Regions from separate parts of the Homo sapiens genome. Here region 2 is linked to region 1. A link is a loop called in an ENCODE intact Hi-C map of the cell type or tissue named here. Cell type or tissue: endothelial cell of umbilical vein. All regions are shown on one strand. Links, peaks and the distances in the headings refer to the core of each region. The heading gives the core; the rest is flanking DNA.

What was found. Peaks named below come from ENCODE experiments on the same cell type or tissue, not always from the same donor. Only the 100,000 strongest peaks of a DNase experiment are listed, where the experiment ranks them.
Region 2: it touches region 1 in a loop (6-fold over the local background); 1 of 110 quality-filtered maps calls a loop at or near these places.

Annotation. Positions count from the first base shown.
Region 1 is chr4:155,015,725-155,032,826 of GRCh38, reverse strand. No RefSeq gene overlaps it. Among named protein-coding and RNA genes, the nearest start is that of NPY2R-AS1, 180 kb to the left of the region's middle. In endothelial cell of umbilical vein, for the core only: a CTCF peak has its summit at 6,603; DNase peaks (open chromatin) are centred at 5,906 and 6,546; H3K27ac peaks cover 1,182 bases.
Region 2 is chr4:154,797,953-154,815,054 of GRCh38, reverse strand. RBM46 (RNA binding motif protein 46) reads right to left here. Exons shown (of 5, transcript NM_144979.5): 3 at 16,777-17,102; 4 at 15,491-16,273. Among named protein-coding and RNA genes, the nearest start is that of RBM46, 25 kb to the right of the region's middle. In endothelial cell of umbilical vein, for the core only: a CTCF peak has its summit at 7,818; a DNase peak (open chromatin) is centred at 7,824.

The DNA.
Region 1 (17,102 bases), core at 3,976-8,975:
AAATATCAGTTAGAGTTTCCCGGTTTGAGATTCTCCCTAACAATACCGAAAAGCATCCCTGTGCTTTCTTCATTCATTGCACAAACAGGAAGTACTTGTTCTGTGTCAGGCACTGCTATAGGCTCTAGGACAGAGCCATGAGCAGTGCAGGACCCTGCCTTTATTGTGTACCTTTCCACGGGGAATAAGTAAATACTGAAAAAAATTTTAGGAAGAATTTGTTGGTAGAACTTGTAACAAACTATGAGCAATTATTACTTAAATTGGGCCATGTTCCCCTGAAGTAAAAATGCTAAGGCTAACTTAAGCATAAATGAATGTAGCAAACTATAAATAAAACACAGCTTCAAATGTAGTACAGCCTTATATTAAATAATAATTTTAATTTCTAGGGTATTCATAAAATGTAATTAGCTAAGAGGAATGTCATTCTTTTCTTGTCTGGGACTTTTCTTATATTCTTTGTCCTTTACTGATCTACTTGTGAGGTGTCTAGGATCAGACCCAGACTTTTTTTTAGGACAAAAAAATAAAATTTCAAAGACTACTCAGTCTCAGGCTATACTTACACAAGGTAGGGACTTTTAAATCACAAACCTTTCATTGAACTCAGTTCTCTATTCCAGTCAGTGCCCAGGTCCCTGCTGTGTTGGATTCAAGGCAAGGCAGTTTTCCTTCCCTGTGTGGCCTGTAAAATTCCTGGTGACGTTTCCTGTACAAAATGCTTTTTTCTCTCTCCCTTGGAGATCAAGTAGTGAGTACTGTGGAGGGAAGGAGACAGAATCTTTTATGTTTCACTTTGCCTTTAAAAAAATATATTTTCTTTGGGAGGCCGAGGCGGGCGGATCACGAGGTCAGGAGATCGAGACCATCCCGGCTAAAACAGTGAAACCCCGTCTCTACTAAAAATACAAAAAATTAGCCGGGCGTAGTGGCGGGCGCCTGTAGTCCCAGCTACTCGGAGAGGCTGAGGCAGGAGAATGGCGTGAACCCGGGAGGCGGAGCTTGCAGTGAGCCGAGATCCTGCCACTGCACTCCAGCCTGGGCGAGAGAGCGAGACTCCGTCTCAAAAAAAAAAAAAAAAAAAAAAAATATATATATATATATATATATATATTTTTTTTTTTTTTTTTTTTTTTTTTTTTACTGGCTATTTCTCAAATGGATTTCTCCATTACATTAGAAAGCCATCATTCTTTTCCCCCAAAACTCTGTCATCTCTCCCTCCTCGCACTCCCCTCCCATATCATCCATAAAGATGATTCTGGCTTCTTAGAAACCCTAACACTTCCAGTGACTGTAGTCAGAAATCTATTTAACTCATCCAACTAAAGTAAAAAGAACTACAATCTGTCGTGTTTAATATTGGGTTTTGTTTAACTTCTCTAGAAATTAGGTTGTTTTTTTTTAATTGTGTAACTTAAAATATTCAAAAAATACTCTTGAAATAAAAACTTGGAAAATAACCTCAAAATGCTTAGCAAAGTATCTTTTTAAAATGAGAAATGAACTAAGTGACTTTTAACAGTTCATATATGCCATATGTTGTTCATATTGCCAATCAATTTTGTTTCCTTTATTGACCAGCAACAAACATTTTGTTTATTCAGCACTGAGCAAGACATTTTTTTCTTCAAAAGGCAAAATGGACCAGACACGGTGACACACGCCTGTAACCCGAGCACTTAGGGAGGCCGAGGCGGGCAGATTACGAGGTCAGGAGTTCGAGACCATCCTAGCCAATATGGTGAAACCCCGTCTCTACTAAAAATACAAAAATTAGCCGGGCATGGTGGCACATTCTTGTAGTCCCAGCTACTCGGGAGGCTGAGGCAGAAGAATTGCTTGAACCCAGGAGGCGGAGGTTGCAGTGAGCCGAGATCACACCACTGCGCTCCAGCCTGGGCGACAGAGCAAGATTCCGTCTCAAAAAATAAAAAATAAAAATAAAAGTTAAAATGTAAAGTTCTTACATTTTTCACCATGTCTGGCCTATAGTTTGTGCTCAGCTAATATTTCAAATATACAGCAGCAGAATATGCTTAAGGCATAAAAAGTGGAAACATTCTATTGATGTGGAAATAGACAAAAAGGTACTGCAGAATCCAAAGTTACTTCACCCATAGTAACCACTCGCGCACCCACCTTGGTGGTCTCTCTAGGAAGAGATGGAACATGCCTCAGGATACAAAAGGTACAGAGGTTTGGAACAGTAGCTGACACCAGAATGCATTTCAAGGTCAGGAGCCTGTTAGCTTAAGTGCAAGCCTTATGACTTGCCCAGGTATAAAATTGCCTTGTTATAGTTCAATTTTTTAGCTACTTTATAAGTTGAGAGGGTTAAATTTAAAGGGTGCATTTGAAAATATTACTTATTAAAGCTCTCTCTCTGTTTTTTTCTGCTGTAAATTCCATTTCCATTTAAATGGAAGCAGAAGCAGACAAATTGCTCTCATGATGCTCTTCTTACTTGTGTTTCTATGGAAATGGATTCTGGATTAGGAAGGGAAAAGCTAAAATCAAAAGCCTTATAAGCAGGCAGAACATAACTGAGGGTGTTTTGTTGAGCTGTTGGTCAACTACAAGGTAACACGATGTTAATGTAGCCCAAACTTACATAAGTAAACACCCATGTTCCCACTTTACCTCTCCTGTTTGGCCTCTCCTGTTTCCCATAAACACAGCTTAATCAAACTCTGCCAAATACACAAAAGTAAGAAGCCCAGAACTTTGACTTACGGATTTTCACTCTCAGTACAGTGTCCCTCACTAGATCTTTTAAAACATTTCCCTCTTAATTAGTTCCTAATATATGATTCTTGCCTTAATATATGTGTTCAGGAGCAATGGAAACGTTTGGAATATTCTTAAGAAAATGCAGTCTACAGATGCAGTGGCTCACACCTGTAATCCCAGCACTTTGGGAGGCCGAGGCGGGTGGATCATGAGGTCAGGAGTTCAAGACCAGCCTGGCCAAGATGGTGAAACCCCATCTCTACCAAAAAAAAAAAAAAAAATACAAAAAATTAGCCGGGTGTGGTGGCACGTGCCTGTAATCCCAGCTACTCTGGAGACTGAGGCAGCGAATTGCTTAAACCTGGGAGGCAGAGGTTGCAGTGAGCCAAGATTGTGCCACTGCACTCCAGCCTGGGCAACAGAGCAAGAGTCCATCTAAAAATAGAAAATGCAGTCTAAAAAAGATAAATGAATAAATAACTAAAGCTGAATTTCAAAGTATAAATAATAACCTGGTATTACTTTTACCTTTATATCACAACCATTTCTTAACAACTGACATTTGAATTAAAAAGAAGTTAGACTTACACTGTCCCTTTGTTGTGAAGAACTGCCACACAAAACCTATTACTAAAAATTTCTATTACACAAACCGTATCTGTCAGCTGCTGTCAATTTCCACACCCTTTCGATTTCTAAAAGGCTTACTCTTTTGCCAAAAATATAATACTAATACAGTCTCTCTTATGATAGGAATTTCACATTAGTAGCAGCTCAGGAACAAATTATACTCATATTTTCTGTCAGTGTTCAATGTTAGGGAAACGTACCTGATATTTATTCATGAGACAAAACTAGAAAAATCTTGGTCTAAAAACATGTTCACATAGTTATACAAACTATTAAACAATAATAAAACCCAAACAGAATATATGAAAATCTATTATAAAATTTCCCATGGCAATGTTGGTGTTTATCCTCTTAGCTGTTTGACATGAAAGCTATGTGGTACACCATATATGCAATCATTACTTCTAAACTTCTGGATCGGCATAAGAATGAATTTGTATTCTGGTGTAGATTGCCTAAAATGTCTCTGAATTCCCTAGTTAAAAAGGTCTTACTAGTATCTCCATACTAGAATTGAAGGGCTAGCAATTAGAAGAAATTGAGTCGTTAGTCACACAGGACTTAGCATTTCTTTTAAGTGCATGATGACTATAAAGCAATGATATCAGAGAATGATAAGCAAGGGACAAGACAAAAGAGAGAGGGAAGGAAGGAAAGTAGGAAGGAAGGGAGGGAGGGAAGGAGGAGCAAGGAAAGACAGAAAGAAGAAAGAAGGGAGAAAGAAAAGAAGAGGAAAAAGGAAGATGGGAAGGCAGGGAGAGAGAAAGGAAGAAAGGAGAAAGAGAAGACAGAAAAATGACAAGAGTGACAAGAAGAAAGGGATGAAGCAAGCTAGAGAGGGAAAGAAAGGGAAGAAGGAAGCTAAGAAATCTGGAGATCATTGAGTCAATAATTATTTTGAAATTAAAAAAAAAGAAAGTAACCAGAAAGCAAACCACGAATCTTAATAAGCTAACACTTATCATATATAGACCACAGGAATAGCGTTAACAAATATTACTAGAGAGCAAGATGCAAATAAGCAAAAGGGACAGATCAGAAAAGGTTAAGAGGGGGAGGAGAAAACTCCAATAACACATCAGTGTCTCTTCAACATATACGAATCACTTGTGTTTCTGCTGGTGGACAATCAAAAGACACGAATCCCAGGCCTGTTGAAATAAGGTCTCTTTGTTACTGATCATAGATTAAGACAAGTGCTATGGGTAAAAATAAGAGAAGGAAAGCCAATGTTGTTGTATAGCTGTATGCCACAAAAAACACAAAAACATAGCCACATAAACATTTGGGGCCATTTATCTGATTGTACATCTCAAATCTTTTGTTAAAACAAAATGATAACAAATACATATGATGCTCATTCATTTTGTGTCTTAGCCATTAAGTGGAATACTCAGCAAGCTAAATGAGCATTACTTAATTTGAAAAACTTTTGAAACCCATTATCTAACTTGTCTAAAAGGGCAACACTTCCTTAATCGTTCTAATTATTTTCATTAATATTCTCAATGAGGAAAGACAATACAGTCATTGCAAGTTGCTGACCAGATGTGCCAAGGAAGCAAATGCCTGGCTGCCAAAAACATAAAATAAAAACAGCAAAACTTTGTGAGAATAATAAATAATTGAAAGCTAGCCAAAAGATTCCATTATTGAAAACTAAAGGTCACTTTTTATTTGAAAATATATCATTATCACTTCTTTCTGTCCAATCCCAAGTTAGAATAGTGCTAGAACTATAGCTTCTCAGAATCATTGCTCTATCTCTCCTGGATTCTCTCCCACAAAATCCCATGTGCACCTCTTGATTCCTCTGTACATGGATAGATGGACACATTCGTGTCTTGTGAAAAGCCTGTTGATATGCATCACATCCTATTCCTTCAGTCTCTCTTGCTAAGAGAACTAGAGAAAGTGGTAGTAGACAGAGTGGCCAAAGAGAGGGTGGTATGTGTGAGTGGGATGGGGTGCGGTTAGGCATAGGACAGACACACTGAGGACTAGATGGTAAAGGTGTGCTCTGTTGAAGGGACGCAGTGGGTCCAGGCATAGACTGAGGAGGTTGAAGAGTCCACTCTAGACTTGGGAGGTATGGAAGAAGCAAAGCGATCCAAGTGGGAGTGAACAGAAGTGCAGCAAAAGGCAGTGGGTGGCGGGTATGCCGAGAAGTGTTTCCTTTGCCCTAATTAAGAGTCACTTTGAAGGTAGAAAAGAGAAAACACGTGGTGACTGTTACCTTTATTGGAATCTGATGCTAAAAGGATGATTGCAGTCTGATGATGAAGTTTAATGAAATAATTGCTGTGAAGCAAGAACTAAAGTTTCTGATCATTGCTCATAACAAGCTAATTATTTGAGAGCCTGTTCTTCATTTTGTACCAAAATAAAGTAGTCAATGATAACTGATATTCCTTAGGCATAAGACAAACAAAAGGATAGAGCATACCGGGGGAGGGTGATAAATGTACACTTCCCTTCATTTAATAGGGCTTTCAGCTCTGATCAACACATGGGAAAATGCAGCTAGATCATGCCCTTCACTAGTTAATAGGGAAATGAGTCAGAATCAGCAGATCTTTTAGAATCGTGCTAATCGGTATAAAAGGAAACTCACGCAGACCAAAGAGAGATGAGGAGAAGCAGGGGATAGAGCTGGGGCTTAGGGGAGGAAGGGAAGAGGGTACAAAGGAAAAGACCTCATCAATGTGGTACTAAAAATGGACCACGATCGACTAAAAAACTGATAACCCCATAAATGTTTGACAATTTGAAACAATAGAGGCATAATCAAATGAATTCAATTCTGTGAATTTTGACCTAAATGATTGAAATTGGAATACTAATCAACTTATTAAGTTTGTATGTCCCAACAGCTTAGTAGCTGTTTAAAAATAATACACATATTTTAAAAGATAAAAACAGTATTTTTATTTCAATCTCAGCTAGCATTAGTGACAGATGTGTGCCTGGTGGGTACTGTGTCCCTTCTCAATGTTTGGAATTAACAAGGATACTGACACCCTCATTTTCTGTCCCACATCCATTTTCATACGGCCCTTGCTTTTTCTCACAGCAGTCACTAAATCCCAGCTTCACAAACATACAACATCACTGAAAGGAATGTAGTACAATCTAGTGTGAAACCGTGAACCGCCACAAGTAGCAGTTCACATGATATCCACTGAAGTTGCCGCATGTCCCTCAAAACTCTAGAATACCCTGCAGCGCCCCCTGTGAACCGTGTGTGGTATTCCGCGGTGCCTGGTTGCAGTTTGAGAACCATGGGCAAAGGTACTTCTTCAACATACGTGGGAAAAATTGGCTTAGTCAAAAAGTAGGTATGTCAAATTAAAGTGAAAAAACAGTATTTTGAATCTAAAAACTAGTATTATCAAAAGCTTAGAAGGTTGAAAATACATTTGATGTTAGAAGAATGGCAAGTAATTAGTGAAAACAAAAAATATGTGTTGATCTCTGCTATGTGCCAGCTGCTGTTTAGCAGTGGAGACACTGTGGTGTACCGGGTGGACATGATCATCTGCCTTCATGGAAAGTAGATATAAATAGATACACACACAACTGCAATATACTGGGATAAGGATAAGGATGGGGCAAAAAAATCAGATAATAATAGATATAGTATATATTTTTATATAGTATATAATATATATTATTTATACATCAGTAATGTTTATTGGTTATTAATATTAAAATATTACTTATAATTAATATATATTGTTTTTCTATATTATATATATTTTAAATATCCATATTATGTATATTTTTATATGGATATATATGGATTTATATGGATTTTATGTGGATATATATCCATATAAGATATATATTATATATATCAATATAAAATATATATATGTATATATTTATATAGCCATATATATTTATATAGCCATATATAAATTTATATAGCCATATAAATATATATGTTTATATATATCAGGTTTCTTACTCTGATATTGTATATTAATGCTATGAAGAAAATGAGGATAGGATAAAGGGGCCTAGAGAAAGTGATGGAGAAGTTCTGTGAGAGCAAGCCTTGAAGTGTGCTCAAATTGCTGAAAGTCAATCTGCATAACTGGAACTCAGAGTAGAAGGGTGGGGTTGGGGTGGTTGAGGGTGAAGGGTAAGAGATAAGACTGAAGAAGGTCCTTGGTCTTGGCAAATCCCTGTTCAAGCAATTTAGCTTTGTCTCAGATGATCGGGATGGATTTTTCCACTTTAAGGATTACAAAATAAGAGAAAAAGTAACAGTATAATGTTATACTGTTTTAAAATAATTTTAACCAAAAAAAAAATCATTGTATAAAATAAGAACAGCAAGTTAGTTTGAGGTACAATTAGATCTTCCTTCTGTAAGAGCTGAGGCTTGGTCTCTAAGACCTGAGGTTCAAGTCCTATCTAACTCAGGTATAGTAAATCCAGATTTGACAGTCTCCTTCACAATACAAAGAAGAGGACATGTCATTTGACAAAGCCAGCTTGAAGCTTTCACTTTGGCTCAGCTACTTTGGTGCAGGGACATTCTGATGCAGCTTCAAAAACTTAAAATTTCAGGGACTTTTTTCATTTAAAAAGCTTTGTTGTTTGTACAGATTATAAAAATAAGTCATGGTATTGTAAAAGCTTCAGACAATAATTATAGAAAAATTATTCAAAATATTTAAAGTTATGAAAAAGGGTACTTAAGAAATATGTTTAATAAGATCAAAATCACCCATAATCCCATATCCAGAAAGAACCACTATATACATTTTATTTTTTTATATCTAATATATATTTTTTATTATATCTTAAGTTCTAGGGTACATGTGCACAATGTGCAGTTTTGTTACATATGTATACGTGTGCCATGTTGGTGTACTGCACCCATTATCTCATCATTTACATTAAGTATATCTCCTAATGCTATCCCTCCCCACTCCCCCCACCCCACAACAGGCCCTGGTGTATGATGTTCCCCTTCCTGTGTCCAAGTGTTCTCATTGTTCAATTCCCACCTGTGAGTGAGAACATGCGGTGTTTGGTTTTCTGTCCTTGCGATAGTTTGCTGAGAATGATGGTTTCCAGCTTCATCCATGTCCCTACAAAGGACATGAACTCATCCTTTTTTATGGCTGCATAGTATTCCATGGTGTATATGTGCCACATTTTCTTAATTCAGTCTATCATTGTTGGACATTTGGGTAGGTTGCAAGTCTTCGCTATTGTGAATAGTGCCGCAATAAACATACATGTGCATGTGTCTTTATAGCAGCATGATTTCTAACCCTTTGGGTATATACCCAGTAATGGGATGGCTGGGTCAAATGGTATTTCTAGTTCTAGATCCCTGAGGAATTGCCACACTGACTTCCACCATGGTTGAACTAGTTTACAGTCCCACCAACAGTGTAAAAGTGTTCCTATTTCTCCACATCCTCTCCAGCACCTGTTGTTTCCTGACTTTTTAATGATCTCCATTCTAACTGGTGTGAGGTGGTATCTCATTGTGGTTTTGATTTGCATTTCTCTGATGGCCAGTGATGATGAGCATTTTTTCAAGTGTCTGTTGGAGGCATAAATGTCTTCTTTTGAGAAGTGTCTGTTCATATCCTTCACCCACTTTTTGATGTTTTTTTTTCTTGTAAATTTGTTTGAGTTCATTGTAGATTCTGGATATTAGCCGTTTGTCAGATGAGTAGATTGCAAAAATTTTCTCCCATTCTGTAGGTTGCCTGTTCACTCTGATGGTAGTTTCTTTTGCTGTGCAGAAGCTCTTTAGTTTAATTAGATCCCATTTGTCAATTTTGACTTTTATTGCCATTGCTTTTGGTGTTTTAGACATGAAGTCCTTGCCCATGCCTATGTCCTGAATGGTATTGCCTAGGTTTTCTTCTAGGGTTTTTATGGTTTCAGGTCTAACATTTAAGTCTTTAATCCATCTTGAATTAATTCTGTATAAGGTGTAAGGAAGGGATCCACTTTCAGCTTTCTCCATATGGCTAGCCAGTTTTCCCAGCACCATTTGTTAAATAGGGAATCCTTTCCCCATTGCTTGTTTTTGTCAGGTTTGTCAAAGATCAGATAGTTGTAGATGTGTGCTATTATTTCTGAGGGCTCTGTTCTGTTCCATTGGTCGATATCTCTGTTTTGGTACCAGTACCATGCTGTTTTGGTTACTGTAGCCCTGTAGTATAGTTTGAAGTCAGGTAGTGTGATGCTTCCAGCTTTGTTCTTTTGGCTTAGGATTGACTTGGCAATGTGGGCTCTTTTTTGGTTCCATATGAACTTTAAAGTAGTTTTTCCCAATTCTGTGAAGAAAGTCATTGGTAGCTTGATGGGGATGGCATTGAATCTGTAAATTACCTTGGGCAGTATGGCCATTTTCATGACATTGGTTCTTCCTATCCATGAGGATGGAATGTTCTTCCATTTGTTTATATCCTCTTTTATTTCGTTGAGCAGTGGTTTGTAGTTCTCCTTGAATTGGTCCTTCACTTCCCTTGTAAGTTGGATTCCTAGGTATTTTATTCTCTTTGAAGTAATTGTGAATGGGAGTTCACTCATGATTCGGCTCTCTGTTTGTCTGTTATTGGTGTATAAGAATGCTTGTGATTTTTGCACATTGATTTTGTATCCTGAGACTTTGCTGAAGTTGCCTATCAGCTTAAGGAGATTTGGGGCTGAGCTGAGACAATGGGGTTTTCTAGATATACAATCATGTAATCTGCAAACAGGGACAATTTGACTTCTTCTTTTCCTAAGAATACCTTTTATTTCTTTCTCCTGCCTGATTGCCCTGGCCAGAACTTCCAACACTATGTTGAATAGGAGTGGTGAGAGAGGGCATCCCTGTCTTGTGCCAGTTTTCAAAGGAAATGCTTCCAGTTTTTGCCCATTTAGTATGATATTGGCTGTGGGTTTGTCATAAATAGCTCTTATTATCTTGAGATACGTCCCATCAATACCTAATTTATTGAGAGTTTTTAGCATGAAGGGCTGTTGAATTTTGTCAAAGGCCTTTTCTGCATCTATTGAGATAATCATGTGGTTTTTGTTGTTGGTTCTGTTTATATGCTGGATTACATTTATTGATTTGCATATATTGACCTAGCCTTGCATCCCAGGGATGAAGCCCACTTGATCATGGTGGATAAGCTTTTTGATGTGCTGCTGGATTCAGTTTGCCAGTATTTTATTGAGGATTTTTGCATCGATGTTCATCAGGGATATTGGTCTAAAATTCCGTTTTTTGGTTGTGTCTCTGCCAGCCTTTGGTAGCAGGATGATGCTGGCCTCATAAAATGAGTTAGGGAGGATTCCCTCTTTTTCTATTGATTGGAATAGTTTCAGAAGGAATGGTACCAGTTCCTCCTTGTACCTCTGGTAGAATTCGGCTGTGAATCCGTCTGGTCCTGGACTTTTTTTGGTTGGTAAGCTATTAATTATTGCCTCAATTTCAGAGCCTGTTATTGGTCTATTCAGAGATTCAACTTCTTCCTGGTTTAGTCTTGGGAGGGTGTATGTGTCAAGGAATTTACCCATTTCTTCTAGATTTTCTAGGTTATTTGCATAGAGGTGTTTATAGTATTCTCTGATGGTAGTTTGTATTTCTGTGGGATCAGTGGTGATATCCCCTTTAACATTTTTTATTGCATCTATTTGATTCTTCTCTCTTTTCTTCTTTATTAGTCTTGCTAGCGGTCTATCAATTTTGTTGATCTTTTCAAAAAACCAGCCAAGCACAAGGGGTCAGGGAATTCCCTTTCCTAGCCAAGCAAAGCTGTGACAGACAGCACCTGGAAAATTGGGTCACTCCCACCCTAATACTGCACTTTTCCAGTGATCTTAGCAAATGGCACACCAGGAGATTATATCCCACTCCTGGCTCAAAGGGTCCCACATCCACAGAGCCTCACTCATTGCTAGCACACAGTCTGAGATGGAACTGCAAGGGGCCAGTGAGGCTCGGGGAGGGGTGCCCACCATTGCTAAGGCTTGAGTAGGTAAACAAAGCGGCCAGGAAGCTCGAACTGGGTGGAGCCCACCACAGCTCAAGGAGGCCTACCTGCCTTAGTAGAGTCCACCTCTGGGGGCAGGGCATAGCCGAACAAAAGGCAGCAGAAACCTCTGCAGACTTAAAAGTACCTGTCTGACAGCTTTGGAGAGAGTAGTGGTTCTCCCAGCATGGAGTTTAAGATCTGAGAATGGACAGACTGCCTCCTCAAGTGGGTCCCTGACCCCCAAGTAGCCTATCTGGGAGGCACCCCCAAGTAGGAGCCGACTGACAACCCACGGCCGGGTACCCCACTGAAACGAAGCTTCCAGAGGAGTGATCAGGCAGCAACATTTGCTGTTCAGCAATATTCAATGTTCTGCAGCCTCCACTGCTGATAGCCAGGCAAACAGTGTCTGGAGTGGACCTCCAGCAAACTCCAACAGACCTGCAGCTGAGGGTCCTGACTGTTAGAAGGAAAACTAACAAACAGGAAGGACATCCACACCAAAATCCCATGTGTACGTCACCATCATCAAAGAGCAAAGGTAGATAAAACCACAGAGATGGGGAGAAAACAGAGCAGAAAAACTGAAAATTCTAAAAATCAGAGCACCTCTCCTCCTCCAAAGGAATGCAGCTCCTCACCAGCAACGGAACAAAGCTGGATGGAGAATGACTTTCACGAGTTGAGAGAAGAAGGCTTCAGATGATCAAACTTCTCCGAGCTAAAGGAGGAAGTTTGAACCCATTGCAAAGGAGTTAAAAACCTTGAAAAAGATTAGACGAATGACTAACTGGAATAACCAATGTAGAGAAGTCCTTAAATGACATGGTGGAGCTGAAAACCATGGCATGAGAACTACATGATGAATGCACAAGCCTCAGTAGCCGATTCGATCAACTGGAAGAAAGGGTTATCAGTGATGGAAGATCAAATGAATGAAATGAAGTGAGAAGAGAAGTTTAGAGAAAAAAGAATAAAAAGAAACGAACAAAGCCTCCAAGAAATATAGGAGTATGTGAAAAGACCAAATCTATGTCTGACTGGTGTACCTCAAAGTGACGGGGAGAATGGAACCAAGTTGGAGAACACTCTGCAGGATATTATACAAGGGAACTTCCCCAACCTAGCAAGGCAGGCCAACATTCAAATTCAGGAAATACAGAGAACACCACAAAGATACTCGTCGAGAAGAGTAACTCCAAGACACATAATTGTCAGATTCACCAAAGTTGAAATGAAGGAAAATATGTTAAGGGCAGCCAGAGAGAAAGGTCGGGTTACCCACAAAGGGAAGCCCATCAGACTAACGGCTGATCTCTCAGCAGAAACTCTACAAGCCAGAAGAGAGTGGGGGCCAATATTCAACATTCTTAAAGAAAAGAATTTTCAACCCAGAATTTCTTATCCAGCCAAATTAAGCTTCATAAATGAAGGAGAAATAAAATCCTTTACAGACAAGCAAATGCTGAGAGATTTTGTCACCACCAGGCCTGCCCTACAAGAGCTCCTGAAGGAAGCACTAAACATGGAAAGGAACAACCAGTACTAGCCACTGCAAAAACATGCCAAATTGTAAAGACCATCGAGACTAGAAAGAAACTGCATCAACTAACGAGCAAAATAACCAGCTAACATCATAATGACAGGATCAAATTCACACATAACAATATTAACCTTAAATGTAAATGGGCTAAATGCTCCAATTAAAAGACACAGACTGGCAAATTGGATAAAGAGTCAAGACCCATCAGTGTGCTGTATTCAGAAAACCCATCTCATGTGCAGAGACACACATAGGCTCAAAATAAAGGGATGGAGGAAGATCTACCAAGCAAATGGAAAACAAAAAAAAGGCAGGGGTTGCAATCCTAGTCTCTGATAAAACAGACTTTAAACCAACGAAGATCAAAAGAGACAAAGAAGGCCATTACATAATGGTAAAGGGCTCAATTCAACAAGAAGAGCTAACTATCCTAAATAGATATGCACCCAATACAGAAGCACCCAGATTCATAAAGCAAGTCCTTAGAGACCTAGAAAGAGACTTAGACTCCCACACAATAATAATGGGAGACTTTAATATCCCACCGTCAACATTAGACAGATCAACAAGACAGAAAGTTAACAAGGATATCCAGGAATTGAACTCAGCTCTGCACCAAGCAGACCTAATAGACATCTACAGAACTCTCCACCCCAAATCAACAGAATATACATTCTTCTCAGCACCACACTGCACTTATTCCAAAATCGACCACATCGTTGGAAGTAAAGCTCTCCTCAGCAAATGTAAAAGAACAGAAATTATAACAAACTGTCTCTCAGACCACAGTGCAATCAAACTAGAACTCAGGAGTAAGAAACTCACTCAAAACCACTCAACTGCATGGAAACTGAACAACCTCCTCCTGGATGACTACTGGGTACATAAGGAAATGAAGGCAGAAATAAAGATGTTCTTTGAAACCAATGAGAACAAAGACACAACATACCATAATCTCTGGGACACATTCAAAGCAGTGTGTAGAGGGAAATTTATAGCACTAAATGCCCACAAGAGAAAGCAGGAAAGATCTAAAATTGACACCCTAACATCACAATTAAAAGAACTAGAGAAGCAAGAGCAAACACATTCAAAAGCTAGCAGAAGGCAAGAAATAACTAAGATCAGAGCAGAACTGAAGGAGATACAGATATAAAAAACCCTTCACTATATGCACTTTAAAGTAGAAATCCCATTATCTTTTTCTATGATTTAATATTAACATATGAATTAATGTCATCCTATTTAGCCCAGTATCCCTTATCTTGGAGAAAATGCAAAGGCCTCCCTAAGATTTCTGTTAATTTTCAGTGCTTTCCAACCTGCCGGTCATCTCTAGTGCTGAGTTCCTTCTGCAGAGTTCTAAACCTCATTCACACATTATTCCCAGCAATTATCTTGTTCTACTTGCTCCACACTAATCTAGGCTTCAAAGTCAGCTCATTTCCTTCGTATTTCTGAACACCATCCTCCCAAAGATAGCCTGCACTGGACATACAGGTGTGTGCCAAACTTCACTATTTGGAAAGATAGAGAATTATATCTCAAAATATCCTTCAAATTGAATATTATTATCTGTTAGGAAAAATGACAAAAGATTTGGAAACGGGCAAAACCAATTACGGAGTGTCCTCTCAGTGCAATTCTAGGCATCTAGGAGCAGTCTCCAGGAATTGTCTGAATCCTTAGAGGTGTGGATCTCGGATTGTCTTTCTATTGACTAGGCTATTTTAGGAGTCTGTGAGAGGGAGTAGTAATTAAGATGTAGAAACAGAGTAATGCAAATAATTCTTGTTCAAAGAAACATTTAAATGTTGACTAGTAGAAATATAATTAATTTCATCATGCAGAAGAGATGCCAAACATTATAATATTTTGCATATATATTATTGTCCTATAGGATATTTACCAGTTTTGCATCTTAGCAAAATGATTTCTGCATTCCTCATTGCGTGTGTGTGTGTGTGTGTGTGTGTGTGTGTGTGTATGTGTGTTCCTCAAATTTTGCTTTGAACTGGTTTTTACGTCTTACTGGTTTCATGAAGAAGTTAAATACAATCTTTCATATGTGCTCATTTTATATTTGTATAAGAAACATGATTTTACTTATAACACATCCCTATTCTTAGTAGTCACCATCCACACTGCTAGACATTTCTCACTCTTCAACTTTCTCCAAAGGTTCCAGCCTTTTGCTATGTTCCTTGGCTTCCTTCACTTTCCTTTTTGCTCTGATGGACACCATTTCCAAATTCCCACATTCCTTCCTCTTCTTAGGGAAAAAAGCTTGGTTCCTTTACTGTTTCATAATCTCCTTGTGAATCATGCCCTTGGAACTTTATCTTCTCCCCATACATTGACCTGAACAGAGAAGTTTGATTCTTAAGATGAATTCTACTGCCAGCCTGTTGAAACTGTATCTTTAATCTTCCTTAGGGTGTGTGCATGAGTTTGAGTGTGTGTCTGTGTATGTAAGAGAGGGCAGAGAGACTAATTTTAATTGAGGTATAGAACCTTCAAAATGAAAAGAAGTCTTCAGAAAGAAGCTAGTTTGATTCTAGATGTATTAAGTATTTTTGTGCCTGGCCTTGAAGGTAGAGATGAACAAGAGACGGCTGGAAATTTTGACCTAGAATTATCACTCTGCAATGTTAAATTGGTTCAATCATGTCATATATGAGAGGTTCTAGCTAATTTTATTAGTATAAAAACAGTGATTTATGTTCTCTTTTTTAAATAATTTTGCTATCACTTCCCCAAGGGATAGAGTATGAAAACATAAATTCTAAAATTCATTGCTCTATCATTATGAAATGTCTGAAATTAAAAGATATTCTATTTGAGATGATGGATATGCTAACTACCCTGGTCTGATCACTTTATGTATTGAAACATCAGTGTGTACTCCATAAATATGTACCATTGTTATACATCAATTAAAGAACAATATTATAAAAAGCGTATCCTATAATAGGTGTGGCAGTGTGAGTGACATTACCCTACATTGTTTGCAAAGGAGTCAGCATCCTCCTAACTTTTGGGGTTTCTCAAGGCAATGTATTACTCCAGCACATCAGTTCACCGAACTGATGTTTCAATCTACCAGATCACCAAAAGTAACCTAGATACTTCAAATTTTCTTCTTCTGTTCGTAGAGGGCAAATATTTTCCCCATCTTCTCTCCACATCCCTGCTTAGACTCCTAAAGGAGGAAGCTTCTGACCAAACTTCCGCCTCCAGGAGAAGTACTTCCCTGGGGCTTCCTCTTGTCTCTGCATCCTGTTTTTCACTGAGAACAAAGCAGCTGAGTGATATTAAGCAAGATAACTGGTTTAGGAAAATAGACAACTACAGATGAAATATTAATTGAATTATGACTTTTTCTGACTCATTTCTTTACAAATGATAACAATTCTTGGTTCTCAGTTTTGGCATTTCCAGCTGCAATATGCATCTTAAAAAGAAAAAGAAATGATTGTCTCTTTCTGCCCTCCCTCTGCTCATGCCCTCACTATGATGGGCTTTTAAATGAGTGATGAGGGCCACAGGAGCTCGGCTTCCTGGGTGTCAACAACCCTGATGGCTCACATGGTGCCGAGATGCCTAAGTTAGCAAAAGGATGAACAGTCCAGCTGTAATCCCTCACATAGTATGTGGAAGGCTCTTGCTTGTATTATTACTGGGCTATGAGATAATTAGCCGATTTCTAAAGCATATCCTGTGCATTTTGTCCATTCAAAAAAAAATGTGTATTTTCCTCTCCTCTCCCTCTATCCTTTCAAGTGTCTAATAGTTTAGGAGAGTAAAAGTAACTTGACTTTCTGCCCCTCTCCCTGGGCCAGCCTGCCTCCTCCATCCAGTGCAGGGTCCCTGGAGTACTGCATCCCCATCTTCCTGCTGCATCTCTGCAACTCAGCAGCACTTATTAGCTACAGCACTTATTAGCTACAAAATAATTTCTTCTGGGGTACAGTTAGGAAGATTTTTTTTCAAACAACTGACAGCAACTGTGTTCTGCCTACCTCCAAACTTCCTGCCAAGTAGCAGACTCTATTTTAGATATTCCAATCTGATTCCATAACTTTTTACTTTTTTTAAGTATTAACTATTGCATTTTCGTCACTAAGACTTAGTCCCGACCATTTTTAAACTTCGGTTTCAAATCTGAATCAAGCTGACTCTACCAT
Region 2 (17,102 bases), core at 5,477-10,476, 220 kb after region 1:
GTCAGAGGAGTGGCCTCCTTTGAGCAGGAAGGAAAGTAATGTCTGGGGAAAATACAAAAGAGTCTTTTGGAGTGTTGGTATTTTATGTCTTTACCTCGGTGGTGAGTTATACCGACATAGTCCCTCATGGTAATTTACTGAATTTACACTCATTATTTGTGCACTTTTCTGTTTGTATGTAATGTTATAGCTTAAGGAGTTTTAAAAAAAAGGGGGGGAGGGGATAAAAACCTGCCAGTGATATATATAAAGGAGAAGTTGATAATGTATAATTATGATAAAATATAAAATCACTTTATAGTTACTACCAAAATAGAGCATATGTGATTCAGACTAATTTAAAAACTATAATGATTTTCAATACAGATGCTACATAGAAATATTATTAAATACAGAACAATTCTTGTCTTCATAATGGCCTTCACTATCTACCACCTGGAGTTTTAGAATTAGCTTTGTTAATCTTTGGTTTGAATGAAATCAAATTTAACAGGAAAAATGCTGGGATTTAAATTACCAATGTATAAGAATTAAATTTCTGTCGGCATATAGAAGAGATGGTGATCATTCTCACAACAAAAGCAAAAACTTAGCAGCAGAGTCTCAATTTCCTGTCAAATGCAAGGTTGCTACTTACTGGTACTTTCACCCAATTTAATTTACCATCTTATTTGTGTCATTCCTTTTTAAAAAGCAACAACTGTTAATGAATATATTCTGAGAAATTATTTCAAAAGTGATTATTTAGTAGGCAAGACAATAAGAAAGAGACTAGGGGAAAGAAAAGGCATGTCAAAAAGTGGAGAATAAGAATAGGATAAATTAAACTTCAGAGACCAGAGTCAGGATCTTTACCACCTCTCTGTAAAATGGGTATCATTAAATGTTTTATATTTAGTTTTCTATAAGTTATGCAGGAATAAGGGCCAAAATAAGGGAAAACTAAGTAAAAATCTAAGTAGGCTCCTAATTTTCATTATTTTCAACAAAACATAACATTGTAGATAGATGACTTGTTCTACAAAGATGTGATGAAGTTTAAAATGTCACTGAAACTAATTACAAAAGCATATTCTATATCTTTGAAGATTTTACTGGTCTTTAGTTTGACAGAAAATTCCATATAAATTTTAAAGTAAATGATATGAAAGATAAAAATTATTTTCAGACTCTCAGATATGTCATACTATTTCTTCTTTTGAAGACAGAAAATAACTGAGTGCACAGGATTCCGGTGTATTCCAAATAAGCCTGCTATATTAGCACCTGGAATTTTCAAGCTTTCTTCCTATTTTTAGGAAACTAAACTGAAAGGAACACCACCATCTTCTCAGTCTACACCTGTGTAGAAGAATATAAAAGTATAATGCTAGTAATAAACTAAGATTAGAAATAACATACAATAAGCGACTGACATTTCCTATTTGTGAAGCCTTGATCAAACGTTATAGATTATGCTAGATATAACTGTGGATTACATAATGAATTTTAAAAGAAATTTAAAAATTGCACATAAATCATTATATTCTATACTGTATTTGGTTGATATAAACACAAAGGTTTTCTCAGAGGGTTTAAAAATAACAATTACAACCTTAATCTCCTATTCCACTATACAAATTTATATACATATATATAATATACACATATCCAATATAAAATCATCCATATGCCCCTGTCTATATTTCAGGGGTTTCTACTATTTTGAAACCTCCAACATTAGCATGTTAAAAATTATATACTGGTAATTTTTACTTTGGTGACATATACACAGATATTTCAGCCCATTAACCACCATTCATAATTTAACCATGCCTGTGTTTATACCTGTCAACTTCCTATCTCATATATTTCTTTCCCAATCCTTTCTTCTTTCTGCTCAAAGCACAGCCGAAATGTATCTTTCCTTGTAATCTTTATCTTTTAACTTTATAGCATGTAGATTGCTTTAAATTATTTGGAAAGCACCATATGCTGAGTACTAAAGGAGACAGTACTCACCCATATAATGCAGGGAATAACAACAAATCATACAGTCCACTGGCTTTATATACACTGATGGAAGAAAAATTTTGAGTAAATAAAAAATATAAAAATTATTGAGTAATATCATAAAGAAAAAGTCATTTTGGGTTACTATGTCCAATAACAGCTTAATATAAAAGTATATAAGGATAAGCAGAATATTCTAAGCACAGTGCACAGCAATGGGAAAGGCCTAGACCTACCAATGAGCATGGCAAATTCAGATGATCACAGCAGGAAATGTATGGCTACGGTTAGGTTAAGTGGGGCCAAACAGTACAGCATTCTGAACAGGAGAATGTGGAGTTCAGAGTATTTGATTATACTACAATAGCAAGCCATGATAGGTTCCTAAGGAAGTAACAATGAAAAAGCATAAACCTATTCGGACTGATAAATTATATGGCTAAACTATGTATTGGGATGTTTTGAATATAATCAGAGTAAAATGAGTACCAAGTAACAGGGGACCAGGAAATAGATACAAACAAACTTTGCCTGTTTGATGTTCTGTCTAGAATCTGGATGGGGGAAAGACATATATCATCTGCCACCTTGACACATGCCATTCATTGGCTGGCAATGCTGATCCTAGGGTAAATTTAAAAATCATGAAGCTACCTTGTAAACAAGATATGTTTACAAGATTTTTCTAACTCAGGATAACTCAGAATTCAACCAGATGTCTCAGGTCAACATTACAATGGAGTGGGGTCTGGTACATGGGCCTGTAGGTTTCCTAAAGCCAAAATAGTCTCTGGAAAAAAGGTAAGGCAGGACTGAAAGCCCATCTCATTGTATTTTAACTTACAGAAACATAATTTGCCAATAATATTTCACAAGTCCACTGTCTGTTACCAAATGTTTAATATTAGACAAAAACCAGTTTTTCATTGGAATCATGTGAATTTACAAAGGATGGCAGTTAAGAGCACAGCCTCTTATGCTAACTAGGATCTTGGGCAAATTATTTAACATACTGAAGCCTGTTTGTTAAAAAAAAAAAAAAAAAGTAAAGAAGTGTCAACATTAAAATCCTATCTACAACAGGCCAGGCGTGCTCATTCATGCCTGTAATCCTAGCACTTTGGGAGGAAGAGGCAGGCAGATCACTTGAGGTCAGGAATTAGTGACCAGCCTGGCCAACACAGGGAAACCCCGTCTCTACTAAAAATATGAAAATTAGCCAGGCATTGTAGTACATGCCTGTAATCCCAGCTACTCGGGAGGCTGAGGCAGGAGAATCACTTGAACCCGGGAGGCGGATGTTGCAATGAGCCAAGATCGCACCACTGCACTCCAGCCTGGGTGACACAGCGAAACTCTGTCACACACACACACACACACACACACACACACAGACACACACACACACACATATCCTATCTACCACAAGGAACTGTGAGACTAATACATCATATAAAGGCATTTAGCACAAAATCTAACATGTAGTCTTAACTATTATTATTTCTAATATTTATATTACATATGATTGGAAACTGGTATCTTGGATTTGTTTTCTGAATAATTATTCTTCACTATTTACATGGTACTTAGTATATATAAAAGGGAATGTTCTGGGCCCTTTATAATTTTAACTCATTTAATACATGTAATTACCCTATGAGATACTGTTATCATCATTCCTATTTTACAAATGATGAAACTGAAGGACAGAGAAGTTAAGTAACTTTCCCAAGTAAGTAATGAAGCTAGAATGTGAACCCAGGAAATCTGGCTCGAAATGCCATACTCTTTTTTCCTGTGTTGCCTATATGCTATGCCATAGTACTTAATTTCCTTTTCCTGAAATTCTTTCTAAAGTGCAATGTACCATTTCCTGACCCCAATACCAGTTTAGGTCAGGTCATCCAATTGTATGTTCTCATAACACCCCGTACTACTTCAGAGCATTTATCAGAACTCTAACTGAATATTGGTCTCAATAGAATGTAAGGTCTATGAAAGCAGCAACTGTGTCTAATTCACTACAGTGATCCTCATAACTTTACACAAAACAGCCTTAGGTAAGTATTTGTTGAAGGAACACATTTTAACAAGATTTAACAATCAGCCATCTGCCAGTTAATAAACTAAACATGAGAAGCCTAAAGGAATGAATAGTAAGCAAAAGGGATATTCTTACGAGAATAAAAATTCCCAAATCAAACTTTCTTAATCAGTTTGCAAAAAGTAAATTAAAAAGTAAATTTCTCAGAGGGCTTGAAAATGGCAAGGCCATTATATTCCAAGTGGTATTAGGGAACATAATTCTGAGTTACAATAGTCTAGTAAAGACTCTTTCCTTCCCCCATATATTTCATGGATTTAAAATAAATGTTAAAAAATTATTTTTGTTTGTTGTTTTGTACTGAGAGAATTTTTAGCAGCTGAAAGGCTTAGATAGTTCTGACTTATATTAAGCCATAATCTACCTCCTTAAAACTTTGCTCTTTTAGACTTAAGTCCACTTCCTAGAGCTCCAAAGATAAAGACTAAAGTCTTTTTTCCACGTGCGAGCACTTCAAACATTTGAAAACTGCAATCACATTTCCTCTGTATTAGTATTTACACACTAAACAGCTCCAAATATTTCAGTTGTTCACTGTCCTATTACATATTATGGCGTTTCCAAGCTCACCCAAGTTGTCAAGGTTGAATTAAATTGTGGTGCCCAAAAGCAACCAAAACATTCCAAATATAGTCTGAGTATAATAAAATTATTTAGCCTTGATACTATGTAACTTTCCTATTTTACCTTGAGTTATATTAATTTGAGACTCTCTAGAGTAGAAAGACTCTTATTCCAATTTTGACAAAATAACACAAGTTCTCACCCTTGGCTGGCTTTCATTTTTTCCCAATTTAATAATGAAATATAGAAACAGAGAAATATATACAATATAGATGTGTATGCCTTACATAATTAAAAAAATGAAAACATGTACTCACCACCCAGGTTTAGAAATAGGAAATTACCAGTACCTCAGAAGTCCCTTTGAATCCTTTCCAATTTCTCCCTCCAAGTAGTAACTTTTAAATGTTAGTAATTCCCTGGCATTTTTATGGTTTTACCTCATAATCATCTATCCCTAAACAACCTATTGTTTGGTTTTGCTTGGCTTTATTTTCCTAATCATAATTTCCAATTGTCTCAATTTCTCCAATTTAAAATCTGAATCCTTTTGTATTTTACATATTTTTAAGGAGCCACCTCAAATCTTTTGTGGAATGAGGCAGGAATGAAAGTGAACAACCTACCCTTACCAGTAAAAACCATGAAGAAAAAACAGAGGGCAGACTAATGTAATACTTAGGTAAGTGCACTGCATCAGTATGAAACAATGTCATCTCTGCAGGTTAAGAAATTGAGTGGAGGAGAAACTGAACATCTTTCCAACTTTTCCTAAGCTGGGTTTTGTATTGAATTTGTGTAAATTTCTAGAATCAATATACTATATATTTAAAGAGCATTCTAGGATAAACAAGTAAGCTAACTATATTCAGATTATTTCCTTTCCATTTTTCATGCCTCCTATCTAAATACTTGGGAGTTGATTATACAAGTTTTTGTCATAGAAAACTCATTATAAATAATTTCAGAATAAAAAAACTAAAATTAAAAATCATTACAGAAAAATTCTGATTAAATCTAAAGGCAATGAAATCATTCTCCAATATATCAATTCAAATGAGAGCATCTGATATCATCAAGCTGCTTTCCAAGGCCTCAGAGGATTGATGAAAACCCTGTCCATCCTTCTCCCAAGCCACATTAGCTAATGTAGCAACACCCTGCCTGGAGCATAAATCACAATAAAAAAATACATAAATAAGAAAATAAAATGTAAAGATATAAAAAAATCAATAAAAGTGAGTTTTAGAACACTAGTATATTAGTGAGAAATAGAAGAGTCACACATACATATATGTATTTCAATACAATAACTTAAAAATCTTAAATCTACTAAGTAAAATAGGGAAAATATTAAGAAATAGAGAAAATCATTACTATCTCATTTGTAAATCCCTCTCCGAAACTAAGTGAGTGCCTTCACAGTGAAAGCAATCATATTTTTGCTTAGTATTGCCTCTTTCCCTTTAATTCTTAAGTGAAAAGAAATAATGTTTCAATGTTCTGGTATAATCACTATTTCTATACTTGATACACACACCTAAGTTCACACCAAGGAATCCCTTAAGGGATTCTTATTCTCTCAAGGAAACACATGTACACACATATATACAGGTGAAATGCCTTTAAATTAACAAGCATTTCACTGCTTGAATTATTTATAGTGCAGAACAGAATCTTAACCTGTTTTCCAAAGATTGATAATGGCTCACCTGGAACCTTATAACTTCTGTGCCCCAAATTATCCAATACTTTCATAAATTCGTAACTACAGATTTGGTCACCCTTGGACCAAAAATTAACTGGGCAGCAGCAGGAAAAAAAAAGCCGTCCACATACATGGCACATATGCTGCAAATTTTGTGGATATTCATTTACCCCATAATCTGGCCAGTAAACAAGCAGACTGGAACTATGTATTGTTGAAACAAAGTTAACAAGAAAAAAATTAAGTAAATGGGCTTCGGTCTTACAAAAATCCATATACAAAACAGGATTAAAGAAAAGTACAAAGAAAAAAAGTAACTCTAATAAAAACATCCTTAGACTATATAATGGAAGGACAATCAAATTGCACAAAAGAAAAAGTAAAGCATAGGTCAACAAAGATTTATCTACTCTATAAAAAGGTGGAGTTTTATATCATGGTTTACATTTTATTTAAATAAGTGCCAATCCCTTGAATTTGTGTACAGAAATCAAGGTATACTGTTTAAACACACAAGAATAGTAACAAAGTACAAAAACCAAATTATCAGGCAATACAACTGTTTAAGAGATTGATGTTTTCTGATGATTGTACTCTTATATACTTTTTAATCCAAAGTTATAAACATAATTATAGTAGAGCTGATAATATTATTAGTGTAGTACAAAGATTATATTTACTGAATCAAAGCAATGTATAGGCAAACTAAATTTATTTAGTTACCCAAATTATTTTCTTAAAATATGAACTATTGTGTACATAAAATTTCATATGCAGGCCATTCTTATAGCTCAAATGTTACTTGCTATATATGAGACAAATAAGGACCCGCATGTCATTAATACATCTCTAACCAAATACTGTCACTTAAGGAGCATGAAAATCCAAGGAGTTATTAATATTCTGGTGATTTAAAGTTTCTAATTATTTGGGGATACTAAGGTTTTTAATTATTGTCCTTCTGTTTTGAAGCTTCACAGGAAAGTGAACCATTCTTGGAGGTAAGGTACTACCAGGTCTTGGAAAGAGGAAGAAATGCTCTGGGATTGATGATATATCAGATATTAACTAGTAAGGGCAGATACTATGTTTGATTTTACCTAAAAGGCCTGGAAGAAACACTGAATTTTAAAGTAGTTAAAAGCATAAAATAAATTCGCCATAGTGAAACCATCATTCTACATCTTCTGTCTCCTTATTCATGAGTCCATTCACTTAATTACACTGCTACAGCATAAAAAATTGTCTACTAAATATTAAACAGGAAGCAGAGATAAGGGCATGATAGGCTGAAGAAGACTAAGTAGAGCATTTCACAGAGATTTTTCTGATTCTAAAAAAAAAAGAAAGGTAAGACAAAGAGGAGCTACAAATCAACGTAACATTAAATTTCCTTTTAAAGCCACATTAAAAATACGTATTTAGGGACATCATGTGGCAAAATTATGAACTGCTACATTCAAAATATGTATTTAGGGACATCATGTGGCAAAATTATGAACTGCTACTAACATTTAATTGTGTGTATATTTAACATATACACACAATTGCTAATGGCATCTGACATAAAGGGAAATTTTTAAAACCATTTTTAAAAATATGAATTAAATAAGATTAGACATTAGATTAATACAGCAGTAGCTGCTATTAAAACTAGTTTATTAGAAGGAGTATTTTAGGACCGTATTAACCAGACATTAAGAAGTTATAGGGTAAAGAATCAAGCATGATCAAATAGATTTATGAAGTAAATAAAATAATAAGGATCACCTTCATCAGTTAATAAACCTATGGGACAGATACTCCCCACATGGCATGTTTTGATACACATCATTATTTTCCTAGATCCTCTGTTACAAAAAGAAAATTTAGTTTCCAAACTTTTAAGTAGTTAACTTGTTTTCTAAAAACCTTGGTTTTGGCTATAGTAATTGATTAGCAAATTCAGAGAAGAAAATAACTGAAAAACAATTAGTTGTCATTATGCAAATAAAACAGTTGACTGACTGAATCTTTTATTTATTTATTTTTTTTTCCAGCTGTTCTGCTGTGAAGTAGGGGGGCATAAGCTTTGAATTCCATAAAGGAAGGGATATTAAACTGATGGATTATTTCTTGCAAAAGCAGCTGTTGGTTTTAAACTACTTGTACTCAAATATGTATCTCTGCAGACATAAAATATTTTAAAGTATTATTTTTGGTTCTACATAGGATTTTGACCATATTTTAAATGAAACCATAATCTTTTTAGAAAAAAGATTCCTTAAAACTTACTAAATAAAATCCTGATATTTTAGATCTGAGGACATTGAAGTCCAATGACTAAACAATTCATTTGCCATTCTAAGGTCACACAATTTGTTGATGGCTGAGAAAGGATTCTCAATTCTTATACTTTTATTCTGGTAATCATTCTATTAAGCTGCTTCTCTCACTGTACTAACTCCATAATATATATGGTGCATTAATACAAGTGTTTGTAAGATGAGAATTATAAGTAATGCTAAATGTTCATTTAAATGGTCTTTCAGAAAAAAAAAAGTAAACTTCAAGAGTAATACAAATACATTTTCATGAGGACTAAGCCCTCTCAGAGGGTCAAAGACACATAGTTGAGTTAATGGAATTTTGGTCACCACTTGGTCATATGAAAACAAATGTGTAAAATGTTGATCCTGATGCCTATTTCTCATTTAAGTAGGTAAATTTTAAAAGAAATTTTGCAAATTACCTTTGTTCTTTAAAATATGAGTTTGAATAGTATCATCCAAGTTAGAGCTGTAGTTAAAACTGGAAAAAAATTCTGAAAAGTATTATTTTTCTTCTATTTATAATTTATAACTCCATTATAATATCATAGAATCATTATTTCATGTTTGGCTTAAGTGCCTCCTAGAATTATTTCTTAAGTTAAAAAAACCTGGAGAAAGTTTCTCTTTATTTCAAAGCAATGGTTTGGAATATTTTTATCTGAAATTATTTTTTATTTTTGCATTTCTGCCCATCAATCTGGAAATAATAATAGCTCATAAGAAAAAAAGCACCAAATATTTTTCAGATTAAAACTTCTCACAATAGTATACTTTCACAAAAGTGTAACTTTCAACAACAAATTTACAAGTGATAACAGAAATAAAAGCTTCATTTGAAAAAAAGGATAAGCTAACAGCGACTATCATGCTTAGAATATATATCTACTAAATACTATTCAATTACCAGAAAAAAATGCAAGATTCTACTGATGTACGCCATTTCAAAGTCAAATATAAGAAGCAATATACAAGTCCATTACAAAATGAATACTGAAATAAGTAAGTACAAAAGATATTGTAAGAATGAATATTCACACACAAAATGGTCCACACAAATCAAGATGGATTCATCTGGGAAAAAAATACTTGCTCAGAGGAAAAGCAGATATATCCAACATAGTTGCACTAAGAAAAAAAAGCAAAGTTTTAAGAAACAGGACTAATGAAATTTTAATTAACTAATGTTTACATCTTTTCAACTCCTTTAATTCTTCCTAAGTCACACTGAAATTATGAAAGCAAACAATATACAGAACTACCTGCCATTAAACCACCACATGCTATTTTTCTAAGAGGAGTTTGCTCATGTTGTGCCCCTCTCTGACACAAACTCTGCAAAGGGTTTACAACTGAGGTCAGGGAAGCATACCTTTTTCCTCTTCTACTCCCAAAATAACCTATGCAAAGAATTTGTGTATCTGCCTTCATCACTAGACTGTGACTCCTTAAACAAAAAAACAATGTTTTATTTATCTTTAGCTCCAGAATGCTTAGGAAAGCACACTTAGCATGTAAGAGGCTTTCAAAAAGACCTGTTTAAAAAAAAAAAAAAAAAAAAAACAACCTTAATCATTTTTGTCCAGAACAACAGTACACAAATCTGATGAAATTAAATCAGTGGCACATGTTAGTGACAGGTTCTTCATCCCTGTTTTAAAAATTTTCCAATAGCCATACAAGTAAGAAAAAAATACCACTTGTATCAGTATTACACAAACACAGAAGAGATGCCCTGCTTAAAATTATTTGCTAATAAATTATACAACAAGGTGAATTATCAATACAGATAAGACTACCTTCCTCTTTCCACTAAGTATTCTCCAGGACTTTCTTCTTCAAAACTCTAACTCTCCAGGACGTTCCTTGATCTCCTTGATTTTGTTTATTCCACTTCTACAATGCAAAGAATCCTCCAAAGAAAAGCAGTGGCAATACTGAAAGACCCAGATTCAAAACAGAGTTGACTTTTAGAAAGAGAAGTACTATTCGCCTTGATAGTTTGCTTTATTACTAAACAGATAACGAGATTGTGAAGATAGAAAAGACTTACTTAAAAATAAGTGATACTGAATGACCCAAGATATCTCCATATAGCAAATATTTAATATAGAACCTATCTATTCTAACCCTCCAGTCTATATTTGGTTTAGATCATTCTTGCACTGCTATAAAGGAATACCTGAGACTGGGTAATTTATACAGAAAAGAGGTTTAATTGGCTCACAGTTCTGTAAGCTTTACAAGCATGGTGCCAGAATCTGCTAGGCTACTGGGAAGGCCTCAAGGAACTTTTATTCATGGCTGAGGGCGAAGCAGAGGCAGGCACATCCCATGGCAAGAGCAGGAGCAAGACAGCGAAAGCAAGAAGGTGCTACACACTTTTAAACAACCAGATGTGGTGAGGAATCATTCACCATTGCGAAGACAGCACCAAGGGAATGGTGCTAAACCATTCATGAGAAATCCACCGCCATGATCCAATCACCTCCCACCAGACCCCAACTCCAACACTGGGGATTACATTTCAACATGAGATTTGGCAGGGACAAATGTCCAAACTATATCAGGATTCTACCCATTAAACTCACTCACTATCCTACAGATTACAGATCCCTAAAAATAACCCAGTAAATACATAATTTCCTTTTTTTTTTTTTTTTTTTTTTTTTTTTGAGACGTAGTCTGGCTCTGTTGCCCAGGCCTGAGTGCAGTGGCTTGATGTCGGCTCACTGCAAGCTCCGCCCCCCGGGTTCACGCCATTCTCCTGCCTCAGCCTCCAGAGTAGCTGGGACTACAGGCGCCTGCCACCACGCCCGGCTAATTTTTTTGTATTTTTAGTAGAGACGGGGTTTCACCGTGTTCGCCAGGATGGTCTCTATCTCCTGACCTCAAGTGATCCGCCCGCCTTAGCCTCCCAAAGTGCTGGGATTACAGGCGTGAGCCACCGCGCCCAGCCCATAATTTCTTTTCCTGCTGGTTAGGTAATGAGTTTCCAGTGAGATAAGAGAGGTCATTCCTTGCCATTATGAAGATGAAGATAGTCTCTAATTTTAAGTAAGTGAAAAAGGATAAGGAAGGTTCTATTTTGGCATTAACCCCAACTTCCAGCTTTTCTTTTATTAAGGGTATTTTGCTTAAAATAGAGCTTCCTTTAGATAGGACCAAAAAAAACACCTAAATATTTTAAAAATTGATTTTAAGGACCTGTAAACCAAGAACTTTTGAGATGCTAGTAAGATCACTAAATGCTCACCAGAAGTAAACTCCATGACTTCTAGTACTCATGTAGGTGCCTGTTATCCCTGAAAAGACATACATTTTTTTTCATAACAGCAATGATTGCCATTTAAGCAAAGCCTAATTTTTTTTCTTTTATTTTTCAAACTTGGGAAATAGAAGTGGTAACACCAAAACTGTATGGATATTAAAAGTACACTCTTAAAGAGATCTAAAATATTAATTTAAAAAATGACTTTATATCACATATGATAGTAAAAGATCATCAAGGTTAAGATTGGATGGTAATTCCCAAAATAGCATCACACTGAAAGGGTTAAAATAAGGATACTGAGGCAAATTCTTAAAAAAAAATTACTATCCCCAAAGAAAATATCTTAAAAACAGTACTTAAATGGATTCTCTAGAAAATTTGACTTCTCAAATTCTTTAATAGAGCCAAAAGATGACTTAATAGGTAAGGAACTTCGTTTGAGAAACTCTAGGAACTAATAACAACCTCTCAAGACTTCAAAACAATTCAATCCTTGGACTACGTAAGTATTTACTAGGATGTCAAGAACACACCACTACCACCAATTGATCTCAACTCTGAGCTATTTGATGAAACCCTATTACCTTTAACTAAAAGAAGGTGTAACTAGAAAGGCATCAACCTTTTAAAACCCAGAGGCTCCAACATTAACAGAAGGGAAAAAGTGATCCAGAACACTGCTATGGCAACACTCAGATCTACTCTTAACCTGCCATATGGCAACATAGAACCTCCTCACTGTCTACAGCTCCTGGCCCTACTTTAATGACCTCTGAAGGGCTGACATTTGTTTTCTGATCAAAGTTTCCTAGACCCCTGATCTCTGGCTCTTCTGCTTCCCTGAATTCTCTTTCTCCTTCTCAGCTGCCTAAATATATTTTCCTGCCTCTAACTCAACAATCTTCACTTACATAGGTAGTCAAGCACCATAAGGATTTCTGTGTTACTGTCCATAGACAAGACCTCAGGCTTTGCGTACTCCACCGAAATAGGACCTAGGGTTTTGTTTAATCTTTTTGTTTATATGTGAATTTTGCTTACATTATATTAACTGTTCTGAGCCTGAATACAGATTGAGGAAATACATAAAATACAAATTGTTCAACTTTTTATTAAAATCAGCATTGATACAAGGTTGATAAAATCTGGAATAGATGACTAAAGCAATCTGCATGTGCCCACTAAGGATTTCATTTACTGATGTTACCTTGATCACTAATTAACCATAATTAAGTTGAAAATATTGTACCTGATTAGGTGTTTTCTTAGGGAACTATCGGTTTAACTATGCTATATAGTTAACTATGGTAATAAGGGAGTTAAAAGCTCTGCTTCCATATAGAATCTGAATCTTCTTTATGAAATGGGCAAACAATGTCTACATATAATTTTGCCATAAATTAAACTAATATGGCTATGTTGTAAGAATTTTAGAAGTTTATGTGTAAGGGAATGAGGGAGGATAGAAATTTTAAAAATATTTCAGTATTAGCATGGTAGATCAGACACAAGTATCTTGGGAGAAACTTGCTCAGCAACTAATTACATCCCACTCCAAAATAATATTTAGACCCATTTTTCTCTAAGAAACTTAATTTGAATTATTTGCTGTCTACCTAACAATTTTATCTTTAACTTAGATGGTCTTTATTGAAAGTAAAATTGAAGGCTTCTATTTTGTGCATCAATAGAAATAAGAACTAAGAATTTATTAGCTTCAATGATGCTAAATCCCCAAATATCTCCAAACTAATAATTGAAGACACTGCTTAAATGTGTCTTCAAGCAGAACCTTACCTTTAGTCCCACAAGTTTTGCTGATATCTCCAAATCAGAATCTCTTAAAAATATTTGTAATATACTTTGGGAGGCTGAGGAGGGCGGGTCGCCTGAGGTCAGTAGTTCAAGACCAGCCTGGCCAACGTCGTGAAACCCTGTCTCTACTTAAAATACAAAAATTAGCCGGGCACGGTGGTGGGCGCCTGTAATCCCAGCTACTCAGGAGGCTGAGGCAGGAGAATTGCTTGAATCCAGGAGACAGGTTGCAGTGAGCCAAGATCATGCTACTGCACTCAAGTCTGGGTGACAAAGACAGACTCCATCTCAAAAAAAAAAAAAAAATTTCTAATACTATGGCAGTGGCTATGGTAAGCCTAAACAATATATAAAAGCAAGCCTAAACAATATATAAAAATTATTCTCCCTTTTGAGAATGTTTTTCTTGACTGTTTTCTCTTAAACTTGAGAATATGAATTTTAAATACATATAAGCTTCTGTACTATGGTTCTGCAACCATATAAAAAATAATTTTCAGTGAAGAGTTTCACAATTATAATCAAGAAACAATGATAACACTCAAAAGATCTTTCTCTTTTATTTGATTCTCAGGAAACCACTACTCTTCCAATAAATATTATTTGGGACACAAAGTAATCATCACTAAAATCTATAGCCGCATTAAAAAATAAACAGGTTTTGGGGGGTGGAGGAGGGGGGAGGCTAACCTAACAGTAAAAAACAGAAAGTAGGAAAACACCATAGTGATATTATGTCTCTTCCTTCACAACGTCAAATATTTAGTTAGCATATCTTTCTATGCTTTTGCAAAGCCTTTCATAATTATCCTTCAAACGTTTTAAAGAAAATTTACTTTTTGAAAAACATGAAATTAAAAAGAGAATGGTCACAAACATCTCTTAATGATGCTTTTTGTCTTTCATGAGTGATAATGACAAATTTCCAGATTGGTGAGCATAAAGCTGTGTCTACACACGACCCATCTGAAATCCCACTGATTTTACTAACTCCCTATCCCCTGCCCCTCAAAAAGATCATTATGTAGACTTCACCAAAGATGCAGGGACACTCTATAATAAATTGGTTTAATGAACATATCTTGTAACTTATACAAAAAATTTTTATTTCAACTGAGAATTAGTCATTAAAAAAACAATAAATTAATAAAACAGGGTTATGAACACTACAGTAAAACCAAATTTTCCCACAGGTTAATGCTTAAAAAGCTAAATGTAGGCCAGGTGCGGTGGCTCACGCCTGTAATCCCAGCACTTTGGGAGGCCGAGGCGGGCAGATCACGAGGTCAGGAGATCGAGACCATCCTAGCTAACACAGTGAAACCCTGTCTCTACTAAAAATACAAAAAATTAGCCAAAAAATTAGCCTGGCATGGTGGCACGTGCCTGTAGTCCCAGCTACGCGGGAGGCTGAGGCAGGAGAATCGCCTGAACCTAGGAGGCACAGGTTGCAATGAGCCAAGATCATGCCACTGCACATAAGCCTAGGCGACAAAGCAAGACTCCATCTCTCAAAAAAAAAAAAAAAAAAAAGAAAAGCTAAATGTAGGAAGATTTTACAGGGCACAAGTTTCAAGAAAGTTATCATGACTTTATAAAATTGAGATAAAATTTATGTTACATACTTACCACTAATGTTGAGTTCAAAATAAATGAATTTAAAAATAATCTACAGTATTTCCTAATTTCATATTATACATCATTTAAAGTATTTTTAAACTTACCCAAATGAAGTAATGTAAACTGGGCTGCCAGTTCCTTTGCATCTTCTAACGTAGTACAGAGTTTGTCTGGCATGAAGTAACTCTGGGATCCATTTGCAATAGCAGGAATAACTATCTTATACACCAAGAGTACTTTCCCATCTTGACTTGTTGTTGAATATAAATAATATTCTGGTGGTGCCCAGTTATTTTTGTTGCAGTAATAATCCAAATGCATTACTGCAGAATTAAAATGATTGGATTTTAAAGAATACATACTAATTGGAGTAAGCTTTGTTCCAGGATAAAAAGGGTAAGTGCATCTTTCAACTTCAGGCGGACTTGGGCTATGCTGACCATTGAGACGAGCAGGAAGAGTTGGCAGCTTGCCTAGAGTTTTTGGGTGGCTCTCTTCTTTGTTAGCAAACACAATCAGATTTTCAGAATTTGGACTAATCTGACCATTAAGATGCTGTCTCCAAGTGTTTTCTTTATTTACTGGTTTAGCTAGTGTTACCTCAATACTTGCTCCATCAATGCATTTTCCATTCATAACAGACATGGCAGCCACTGCATCTTCTCGGTTGAAAAAGTGAACAAAAGCATAATCTCTAAGTTTCTTTACCCGTTCAACTGCACCAGGCTTAAATTTATTGAATTCTGCTTTAATTGTTTCCTCTGTAGTTGAGATCATTAAATTTCTTACATAAAGAACTTTAACTCTCTGCATGGTTTCCTCATCCACCTCTTTCTCTGGGTCAGCCCAATCTACCTGAATGGTGTGGCCCCATAGTTGGAATGTTCCTGTAAAAAAAAAATAATAATTTGAAGAGAATTAAAATAAAGAATAAAAGGTAAAGATGTTCAGTAAAACTGTTTCCCCAGAGAAGCAGAAACTCAACTACACATCAATAAATTTGGTTAAGCATTTGTTTCCTATTCACACAAAAATTTTTACTAAAGTAAATAACTAAAACTTACTATGTAATTTCAGAGTCAATAGAACAAATACACTTCAAAGATAGATCTTTATCAGAAGAATTAAGTGTTGCCCTTTGGATTTTTATTAAACAACAATTAACAGCTCAAAGTGTATATATCCAGTAAAAATATCATAAATAGGACTCATTTTACTGGAACAATTTCTTGTCTTTTAGAATCATGTAATTTATTTTACTTCATTACTCAAACAATTCTTTACTCTTCTTTAAGTGACATTAGTATTTTGATAATATTGATCCCTGATGTACTATCATCTCTCCATATTTGTAATAATGTTAATATTGAAAAACAACCTTTCAGTTTACCTGGAATTAGTTTCCTCCTTGCCATAGCAGCAGCTCTGTGAGATTCATATTCCACAAATGCAAAACCACGATTTTTGGTCTTATCAGTTGCACTTGGATAAACAATGACATCTACAACTCCTTCTGTAACTTTCTTCATTTCATCTAAAATTTCTTCTTTCTTCTTTTCCTTGGGAATAGCTCCAATAAATAATCTACAATTATCCAGGCTTACACACACACCAATAAACTTCCCTGGTCGAATTTCATAATTATTAAGAATTCTGATGGCTAATTGGGCTTCTTCTTTTGTAGTGTACATCACAAAAGCATAACCTCGATTTTCA